Regions from separate parts of the Homo sapiens genome. Here region 1 is linked to region 2. A link is an interaction called in ENCODE POLR2A ChIA-PET data of the cell type or tissue named here. Cell type or tissue: PC-9. All regions are shown on one strand. Links, peaks and the distances in the headings refer to the core of each region. The heading gives the core; the rest is flanking DNA.

Region 1 (7,998 bases), core at 2,257-4,756, 510 kb after region 2:
AATTTTGTTTGTTTGTTTGTTTGTTTTTTGAGATGGAGTCTCACTCTGTCACCAGGCTTGAGTGCAGTGGCACAATCTTGGCTCACTACAACTTCCACCTCCCGGGTTCAAGTGGTTCTCCTGCCTCAGCCTCCCAAGTAGCTGGAACTACAGGCACACACCACCATGCCCAGCTAATTTTTGAATTTTTAGTAGAGACGGGGTTTCACCACATTGGCCAGGATGGTCTCGGATCTCTTGACCTCATGGTCCACCAGCCTCTGCCTCCCAAAGCACTGGGATTACAGGCGTAAGCCACCGCACCTGGCCTGTTTTTTGTTTTTTTTTTTTTTGAGATGGAGTCTTGCTCTGTCGCCCAGGCTGGAGTGCAATGGCGTGATCTCGGCTCACTGCAACCTCTGCCTCCTGGGTTCAAGCGATTCTCCTGCTTCAGCTTCCCGATGTGTCTGGAATTTATTCCTTCCATTGGGTTCTTCGTCTCGCTGACTTCAAGAATGAAGCCGCAGACCCTCGCAGTGAATGTTAAAGCTCTTAAAGATGGTGTGTCTGGAGTTTGTTTGTTCAGATGTTCAGATGTGTCCGGAGTTTCTTCCTTCCATTGGGTTCGTGGTCTCGCTAACTTCGGGAGTGAAGCAGCGGACCTTCGCAGTGAGTGTTACAGCTCTTAAAGGTGGCGCGTCTGGAGTTGTTTGTTCCTCCCAGTGGGTTTGTGTCTTGCTCACTTGAGGAATGAAGCCGCAGACCCTCCTGGTGAGTGTTACAGCTCATAAAGGCAGTGCGGACCCAAAGAGTGAGCAGCAGCAAGATCTATTGTGAAGAGCGAAAGAACAAAGCTTCCACAGCGTGGAAGGGGACCCCAGCAGGTTGCCACTGCTGACTCGGGTGGCCAGCTTTTATTCCCTTATTTGGCCCCACGCACATCCTGCTGATTGGTCCATGCCAACTTTTATTCCCTTATTTGGCCCCACACACATCCTGCTGATTGGTCCATTTTACAGAGCGCTGAGTGGTGCGTTTTTACACAGTGCTGATTGGTGCATTTACAATCCTTTAGCTAGACCAGAGTGCTGATTGGTGCATTTACAATACTTTAGACACAGAGTGCTGATTGGTGCGTTTTTATAGAGTGCTGATTGGTGCATTTACAATCCTTTAGCTAGACACAGAATGCTGAGTGGTGCATTTTTACAGAGTGCTGATTGGTGCATTTACAGTCCTTTAGACACAGAGCGCTGATTGGTGCGTTTTTATAGAGTGCTGATTGGTGCATTTACAATCCTTTAATCCACAGAGCGCTGAGTGGTGCGTTTTTTTATTGAGTGCTGATTGGTGCATTTACAGTCCTCTAGCTAGACAGAAAAGTTGTCCAAGTCCCCACTCGACCCAGGAAGTCCAGCTGGCTTCACCTGTCACCAAGTAGCTGGGATTACAGGAGCCTGCCACAATGCCCAGCTAATTTTTGTATTTTTAGTAGAGACAGGGTTTCACCATGTTGGTCGGGCTGGTTTCGAACTCCTGACCTCAGGTGATCCACCTGCCTTGGTGTCCCAGAGTGCTGGGATTAGAGGCGTGAGCCACTGTGCTCGGCCATTTTTGGAGTTTTATAGTTTTGCATTTTATATTTAGGTCTGTGATCCATTTTTAGATTTTTTGTGTGTGAAACTTGTAAGGTCTGTGTCAATTCATGTTTTGGCATGTGTATGTCTAGTTTTTCCATTACCATTTGTTGCAAAGATTGTTCTTTTCTCCATTGAATTGCCTTTGCTTATTCGTAAAAGACCAGCTGACTATGTTTATGTGGGCCTATTTCTGGGCTCTGTTTTGTTCCCTTGATTTGTCTGTTCTTTCACCATTATCACACTGTATTGATTAGTATAGTTTTATAATGTCTTGAAGTTGGGTAGGTTTTGTCCTCCAACTTTGTTCTCCTTCGGTATCGTGTTGGTTCTCCTGGGTCTTTCTGTGTATACTTTAAAATCAGTTTGTCATATCCACAAAATAACTATCCAGAATTTTGATTGGGATTGCATTGAATTTATAGATCAAGGTTGGAAGAACTGACATTTAACAATACGAATTTTTTTCTACTCTTGAATGATCTCATTTATTTAGACTTTCTTTGATTTCTTGAATCAGAGTTTTATAGTGATCCTCATAGAGATCTTGTACATATTTTGTTAGATTTATATCTACATTTTTGGTGAATGTTTTTTGTTGTTGTTGCTAATGTATATGGTATTATTTTAATTTCTAATTTCAGTTGTTCATTACTGATACATAGGAAGGAAGTTGACAATTTGTATATTAACCTTGTATCCTGCAACCTTTCTACAGTAGTTTATTAGTTCCAGTGATTTTGTTGTTATTTTGGGATTTTCTACGTGCATAATCATAGCATACTATTGGGACAAAGAATGATGAGAAAAGGTATATAAAGAATGATAAAAATATAATAAAACAGTGTATTTGAGCCTATTTCTTCATAGTTGATCATCAATTATTGTCCCATTGATAGCCTTTTAACTTTGGGGAGTAAAAGGGATTGCAGAAAAGGATGAAGGTAGGGTACCAAAGTTCTAAGCCATATAATGCTGTCTTTTTTAAGCCCCCAACCCCCTAATTTTTAGCTCTCCTTTTCCCACCCAAAAAGCACAACTGTCTAAAAATCCTATTTCATTGTAAATGTCAACTGACATTTCCATTTATCCTTGCAAGATTACCTAAGCATGCTGATGGGGGGATGGACAACATATTCATTAGCAAAACAGAATTGGAGAATATCGTTTCGTTGACTCTAGAATTTAGTCTCCTGTGCTTTTTGCATAAGCTGAAGGGTCTCATTAGAAACAATGTATTATTCCTAAAAGTTTTTAGGGAAAATTTTAAGATTTTTCTAGGATAATTTCTAGGGTAATTTCTAGCAATTCTTAAATAATTTATCTCTAAAGCAATGTTATTTTCAGTTTTTTTTCCTTCCAAAAATAGTTTAATATTTACTAATTAACTTACTGGAGTTGTAGCATATTGTAGGGGCCAAGAAAAAACTTCCCTTTCAGCCTCTGAAGGTTCTTTGAAAATCAGCTGAAAAAAGGCAGATTAATAGGAGAAAGGGCATATGATTTTATTTGATCTTGGTGTTACGTGACATGGGAGCCTTCAGAATAAAGACCTAAAGATATAGGAGAAAACTGCCCATTGGTATGCTTAGGTTCAGCAAAGTCTGGACAGCCATATACTGAGTGGGGAAACCCAGCAAGGCCTGCCTGTCTGTATAGATTCTTCTTGGCCTCTCTGTGCAGCATTCTTTCCTTCCGGGTATGGAACAGCACCCTTTCTGGAATGGGGATCCTATGACCTACAATCAAACAGAATAGGTCAGATATGTCTTTATAGTTAGTTTTTACACAGAAAGATGAGGGCAGGGAACATTAGAGTAATATATTTAGGTTCTGTGGCTGGCTTTGGGGAAAGGGAGTTCTGGTTTCTGTGGACTACCTTGGGGACGAGGGATGGTAGTTTCAGTGGCTAGCCTCAGGAGAATGAGAGGCCAGAGACAGGAAGTTAGGAGATGGTCAGAGAGAGCTGCTTTGGAGGACTTTATTTTGGAGTATCATTTCCTTAGCCCTAGCAGTATCATACTTACATTTAAGTAAACTCAAGTCTGTAAACGTGGCAAAGGAAAAATTTATTTGAATAGTGGACAGTATTCTATTCATTATTCTTCTCAAATGAACATATACCCTGAAGTAATTGATATTGCAAGAAAGTACAGTTCTGTAATTTATGTGTAGTTTGGGGCTTTTCAAGGAAAATTTGTCTACATGTGCCTTCTCACCCACCAATTTTAGTGCCCTAGTCTTAAATCTTGTGTCCCATATAATGCAACCATCCTTCACAAAAATGATATTTTTGTCAGGGGCAGTACCTCACACTTGTAATCCCAGCTATTTAGGAGGCTGAGTCAGGAGGATTGCTTGAGGCCAGGAGTTCATGACTTCAGTGAGCTATTATCGTGCCACTGCCCTAGTTGACAGAGGGAAGCCCCATCTCTTAAACCAAAAACAAAAAAAAGTTTTCGTTGATTCAAGTGTCTGTCGCCCTTATACTATTTATCCATCCAATTAAACACATTAGCTTGGATTCACAAGCTTAAATCCTGAAGGTAGCCTACTTCCATGTGCTCAGAGAACATAGACTACTGTTGATCACTATAATATTTAAGATGTAGTTATGTCAGTGCCAGTAAGATCATATAATGCATTTCCAAAGCTTCTAAAGGATTTCTAAATACGTTGCAAATTTGTGTTAGTTCTTTTGTTAGCCTATATAATTCAGAAGTAAATGCATTTTAAGACGTATACTTTAAAGAAGTCCTCCAACTAGTATTTCTTTTTTATTCATTCATCAACACTACTGCAGAATTGATACTTTGTATCATTTACAAGGTGTATTCCATGGTTAATAATCAAAACAACTGTAGTAATGTCTTTTTTTCATTTTGTGAGACGGAGTCTTGCTCTGTCTTGCCCTGGTTGGAGTGCAGTGGTGCAATCTCCGCTTACTGCAGCCTCCGCCTCCCCGGTTCAAGCGATTCTCCTGTCTCAGCTTCCCGAGTATCTGGGATTACAGGTACGCACCACGACACCTGGCTAATTTTGTATTTTTAGTAGAGACGGGGTTTCACCATGTTGTCTAGTCTGGTCTCAAACTCCTGAACTCAGGTGATCCACCCGCCTCAGCCTCCCAAAGTGCTGGGATTACAGGTGTGAGCCACCATGCCCGGCCAACTGTAGTAATTTCTAAATGTCTTTCTTTACTGAACATATCATAGTATTAACTCTCTGATTATCCTTCTGGGGGTTGTTTATTTCATAACTATTTACCTCCCATGTTCTTGAAAACAACTTTATTGGCTTATTCATGAATATCAAGGCTCTAATAGGTACTTTATAAAGTAAGTACACTTATTAAAAGATATATATGTATGGGGTGCAGTGGCTCACGCCTGTAATCCCAGCAGCACTTTGGGAGGCTGAGGTGGGCGGATCACCAGGTCAGGAGTTCGAGACCAGCCTGGCCAATATGGTGAAACCCCATCTCTACTAAAAATACAAAAATTAGCCGAGCGTGGTGGCGCATGCCTGTAATCCCAGCTACTCAGGAGGCTGAGGCAGGAGAATCGCTTGAACCCTGGAGGTGGAGGTTGCAGTGAGCTGAGATGGTGCCACTGCACTCCAGCCAGGCGACAGAGTGAAAGTCCAGCTCAAAAAAAAAAAAAAAAGATATATATGTATATACGTTTATATTCATATGTGTGTATATATATGTATGTGTGGTTGTGTGTGTCTGTGTATATATGATTCCAGACATACTGCCATGTACTAGTGAAGATTACTGAAATTCAGAGGTTAGAGAGAACATGGCTTTTCTGGAGAATTGCAAGCCTTTTCAATTATTTAATCAGTTTAAGTACCAAGACATTATAAAATATTTTTCTTCATTTTAATATCAATGAGAAAATATCATGGCATCATATTACTTAACTAAAGGTTATCAAACCTTGGAATCATTTAATCTGAATGTGTCCTTAAGTAAATTGTGTCCTTTTAATATTCACTGGCAACAAATGAGGAGGAAAAAAAGATTTTACAAAACTGTCAGTAATTACCATGGTTTATTCACCTGTGGTCCAAAAGTTGATTTGTGTGGAATTATTCTTCAGCTCTGGAGAACTCAAGGAAACATCTCACCAGAGGCTGTGCCCCAACTTGATATAGATAGCATTTTTGAGCTGATCTCTTTAGGAAGAACTAACAGAGTTTACTTATTTTCTAACTTGGAATATATATCAGTATTGGCCCTTATTTCTCCCCACACTCAACCATTCTTTTAACTCTATTTTAATCTTTACCTCTGTACAAACAATCCAACTGGGGGAGAAAAAAGAATGAAAACTAATTCTGATGGACTGAAAAACAGCTTAAATGTATTTTTCTTGCCTCAGTTTCATCTCAAAGGACAGTAACAAAACATGGAAACCACCTTCAAATTTCTCCTAAAATACCTTTCATTTTACGTTATTTGACTGTTTAGCTAGCAAATCAAGAACATTTTATCGAACTGAAGAGAGGCAAAGTTCTGAAATTTTGTCCATACTTACCTATCTTTGAGAAATGTCAGCCGTGTGAAGTTAGGTCCTAGGTAAACAGTAATAGAATTTGTATTTTAACTTTTTTCTAATAAAGGGAGTGGGGTAGTGGTATTGTTTTCGGTGTTTTCTTCTGCCACCATCTGGAAAGAAAGCAGTATTAAACATCTTTTTAATTTACTAAGAGTTCTTTTCACAAAGTAATGCCCCCATCTGCTGGAGCTGTAAGGTTTTGCCTCAAAGTAAGGGTATTAGAGAAAATAATACATGATCATTTGTGTATTTTTGAATTATATTTTCTAGTCTCATCCACTAATTTTACCAAGGTTTTTGTAGGAGTTGTTAGCCAATTTCATCTTCTCTTGATGTGTTAGTTCTTATTCCAAACTAAGAAAAACTTGATATAAATTAGTGTTCTTGGAAAGTGGTGCATGGTTTTTGTTTCTTGTTGTTGTTGTTCCTATTGTTGTTGTTTTTGAGATGAGTCTCGCCCTATTGCCCTGGTGGGAGTGCAGTGTTGGCGATCTTGGCTCACTGCAACCTCCGCCTCCTGGGTTCAAGCAGTTCTCCTGCCTCAAGTCTCCTGAGTAGCTGGGATTACAGGCACGTGCCACCACACCTGGCTAATTTTTGTATTTTTAGTAGAGATGGAGTTTCACCATGTTGGCCAGGCTCGTCTCAAACTCCTGACCTCAAGTGATCTGCCCACCTCAGTCTCCCAAAGTGCTGGTATAACAGGTGTGAGCCACTGCGCCCAGCCGAAAAGTGGTATGTTTTTATATTTTTAACAAATGGGTATGAGAAAACAAAAAATGCTCAGAACAGTCTGAGCTCTGAGGTATGCAGGCCCAGAGAGATGTGAGTAGTATGGGACTTCAGTTATGCCCCCATACTCCACCCCAACTCCCTACCCCCTGCCACTCTGTAGCCAATGGATAGTTTGTTATTTTAATGTAGATTCTTGGTGAACAACTCAGAGCGTGCCTTTTTATTTTTCTTTTTCTCTTTAAAAATCTACTTGTTACTGCTGCTAATGAGCATATTCAGGGCAACTTGAATTTATGCTCCTTGGTTGCAACCCTCAAGCTTGGCTCAAATGAACTCTCTATGTATGTTATTAATTTTGCCTCAACTTCTTTCCTTTTAGGTCAACACATATAAAACTTACATTATTTACAGAAATATTTGTGAATAGAATAAAAAGTTATGTTTATAAATGTTTTAAGTGTATAGATATGAGAATTTTTATAGGTAACACCTAATTTTTGGCTATAAAATCAGTGTTGGAAACATTTTCAAAATGCCCTATAACACAAATTTCTTCTAAAAAGCAGTTTCTTTCCTACTTTTATTTTAAAATTCCAGATGAAGTAAATCTTTTTTTTTTTTTTGCTTTTTGTTTTTTATTTACTAAGCAGCATGCTGTTGACAGGCAGCCATTTTTCATTCCAGGAAAAAGCTGCAGTTGGAACAGCTGAGATTATTTCACTTACATTTTAAAAATAATAACATCTTTAAATTCAGCAAGTGAGGCTGGGCGTGGTGATTCAGGCCTGTAATCCCAACTGAGGCCAAGGTGGGTGGATCACTTGAGGTCAGGAGTTCGAGACCAGCCTGGCCAACATGGTGAAACCCCCATCTCTACTAAAAATGCAAAAATTAGCCAGGCATGGTGGCACATGCCTGTAATCCCAGCTCCTATCTCCTGAGGCAGGAGAATAGCTTGAACCCAGGAGGCGGAGGTTGCAGTGAGCCAAGATTGCAACCTTGCACTCCCACCAGGGCGACAGAGCGAGATTCTGTCTCAAAAAAAAAAAAAAATTCAGTAAGTCAGCTGGATTCAGTAATGT
Region 2 (2,500 bases), core at 1-2,500:
TATATGTATTCATAGTTTACTTATTCATGTATAAATATACACATATGTTAAATGTTAATTTTTTTTAACAGGGTCTTGCTCTGTTGGCCAGGCTAGAATGCAGTGGCGTGACCTTGGCTCACTGCAGCCTCGACCTCCTGGGCTTCAAGTAATCTTCCCACCTCAGTCTCCTTAGTAGCTGGGACCACAGCTGTGTGCCACAATGCCCAGCTAATTTTTTTATTTTTTATTTTTTTGTAGAAACAGGGTTCTCATTATATTGCCCAAGCTGATCTCAAACTCCTGGGCTCAAGCGATCTGCTTGCCGTAGCCTCCAAAAGTGCTAGGATTAAAGGCATGAGCCACCGTGCCCTACCAATACTTTTTGACTATTAAAAACTCTTCTTTCATTCAAATTGTTTGGATATAATAATTCTTCAACATAAATAGTTTTATAGTTTGTTCAGTGCGGATAGAAACATATTCATAAAGCCAGACATTACTATGTGGTAGATGATTAAGAGTTTTTCTGAACAAGGCTGAATCTCTGGTTGCTTATTTGCTTATTTTGTTCAGAAGGCCCATATTACACATTTGATAATTTAACTAAGTTTTTGATTTGGTGTCAGCACAGTGGGACCTCATGTATCTCAGAAGAAACTTAAAGTCTGACAAAAGAAGACATAACCTTTCAGAGAGCCAAACCAACCCTCGAAAGAGAGGTATAATACATATTTGAAGAACCTGGATCTGACTGGGGATGGTGGCTCACGCCTGTAATCCCAGCACTTTGGGAGGTCGAGGCGGGTGGATCATGAGGTCAGGAGTTCCAGACCAGCCTGGCCAACATGGTAAAACTCTGTCTTTACTAAAAATACAAAAAATAGCTGGGCATGGTGGCAGGCATCTGTAATCCCAGCTACTCAGGAGGCTGAGGCAGGAGAATTGTTTGAACATGGGAGGCTGGAGGTTGCAGTGAGCCGAGAGACTCCATCTCAAAAACAAAACAAAAACCAAACAAACAAAAACGAAGAACCTGGATCAATGATCCTAGATCACTTTTAAATAGAGCTGGTTAACCGGAGATGATGTTAAAATTTTCTGCAGGCTTTAATCTTGATAACACCTCTCTGTGTGAATTCTTTGGTGCTCCTTATTGCTGAAGCAGAGCTGTTGTGCAAACGTCAAAGAATAATGGAGCACTAGCCACATCATCGATCTTATAACAGAGTTGACCTCAAGCTCACCTTTTCAGTCTTTACTTCCCCATTCCATTTCTACAAAGTCCTGTTGTTGGGGAATGGCATAATGTAAGGAGTGCTACATATAGAATAGAAGACCAGGGTTGCGACCTGGCTTAACTACCTGTGATTTGTATTCTTTGGGATGCCACTTCTCTGAGCTTCAGTTCTCCCATCTGTAAAATGGGGATAATTCTGCACATCTTTGTGGGTCACTGAAAGGATCTAAAATGACCACGAACATGAAGGTGCTTTATGAACACCAAAGCAGTCAAAGGGCCACTGGTGGTATGTAAAATTATTTAGGTAAAACATGGACAAACCTTTAAATATTCTTTTTTAGTTTTTTTTTTTTTTTTTAGAGACAAGGTCTCCACTCTGTCACCCAGGCTGGAGTGCAGTGGTGTGATCATAGCTCATTGTAACCTTGAATTCCAGAACTCAAGTGATCCTCCCACCTCAGTCTTCCAAGTAGCTAGAATTATAGGGGTGCACCACCATGCCTGGCATGCTCACTGCAGCCTTGACCTCATGGGCTCAAGTGATCATCCTACCTTAGCCTCCCAAGTAGCTGGGACCACAGGTGCACAGCATCATGCTCGCTAATTTTTAACAATTTTTTGTAGAGATAGGGTTTCATTATGTTGCCCATGCTAGTCTTGAACTCCTGGCCTCAAGTGATCCTCTGACCCCAGACTCCCAAAGCACTGGGATCATAGGTGTGAGCCACTGTGCCTGGCCTCCTTTGCATATTTTTAATAGTTATATTATTCATATAAGTTTACATTAGAAAAATACAAGTAATATTATGATTTTACATATACAATATCCTAGGATAAAACTTAAGTTGTTTAAATCTAAAAAGTGGCTTGAATAGTGCCTAGTACATTTGTGCCTAATAAATATTTATTGAATGAATCAATTAAGTGATAAATTTAAAGAAAAAATTTAAGTAAATAATAATATATGTAATATGCAGCTTTAGCTGAAGTCTGGGAAATATAGCTCTGAAGTAGAAAGCAAATATGAGGCATTTATTAGGTTCATTATCAAACATTTATTAAATAGTAAATATTAAAAATAATATATATGTTTTTAAAATAACATCTTCAAACTGAAAAAATTTCTGCTAACTTAAGTGCAATATTTCAATATTTTTTAAAGACTGGGAATTAATATTAAATGATAAATAATTTAGAGTAAAAAGTTGATTCACCTGTGACAGGATGAACCTAATTGTTTTCCAACAATAGTACAATAGTTCTCATGGCAGAGTACTA

What was found. Peaks named below come from ENCODE experiments on the same cell type or tissue, not always from the same donor. Only the 100,000 strongest peaks of a DNase experiment are listed, where the experiment ranks them.
Region 1: POLR2A ChIA-PET joins it to region 2 with 6 read pairs; 7 of 35 experiments call an interaction of 5 or more read pairs at or near these places.

The regions. Positions count from the first base shown.
Region 1 is chr2:147,988,334-147,996,331 of GRCh38, reverse strand. All of the region lies in intron 1 of ORC4 (origin recognition complex subunit 4), which reads left to right. It overlaps LOC105373674 (a long non-coding RNA gene), which reads right to left. Exons shown (of 5, transcript XR_007087258.1): 4 at 6,161-6,291; 5 at 3,097-3,355. Among named protein-coding and RNA genes, the nearest start is that of ORC4, 28 kb to the left of the region's middle. In PC-9, for the core only: no CTCF peak of the experiment used is centred there; no DNase peak of the experiment used is centred there.
Region 2 is chr2:148,496,867-148,499,366 of GRCh38, reverse strand. All of the region lies in intron 11 of MBD5 (methyl-CpG binding domain protein 5), which reads right to left. Among named protein-coding and RNA genes, the nearest start is that of EPC2, 150 kb to the left of the region's middle. In PC-9, for the core only: no CTCF peak of the experiment used is centred there; a DNase peak (open chromatin) is centred at 1,226.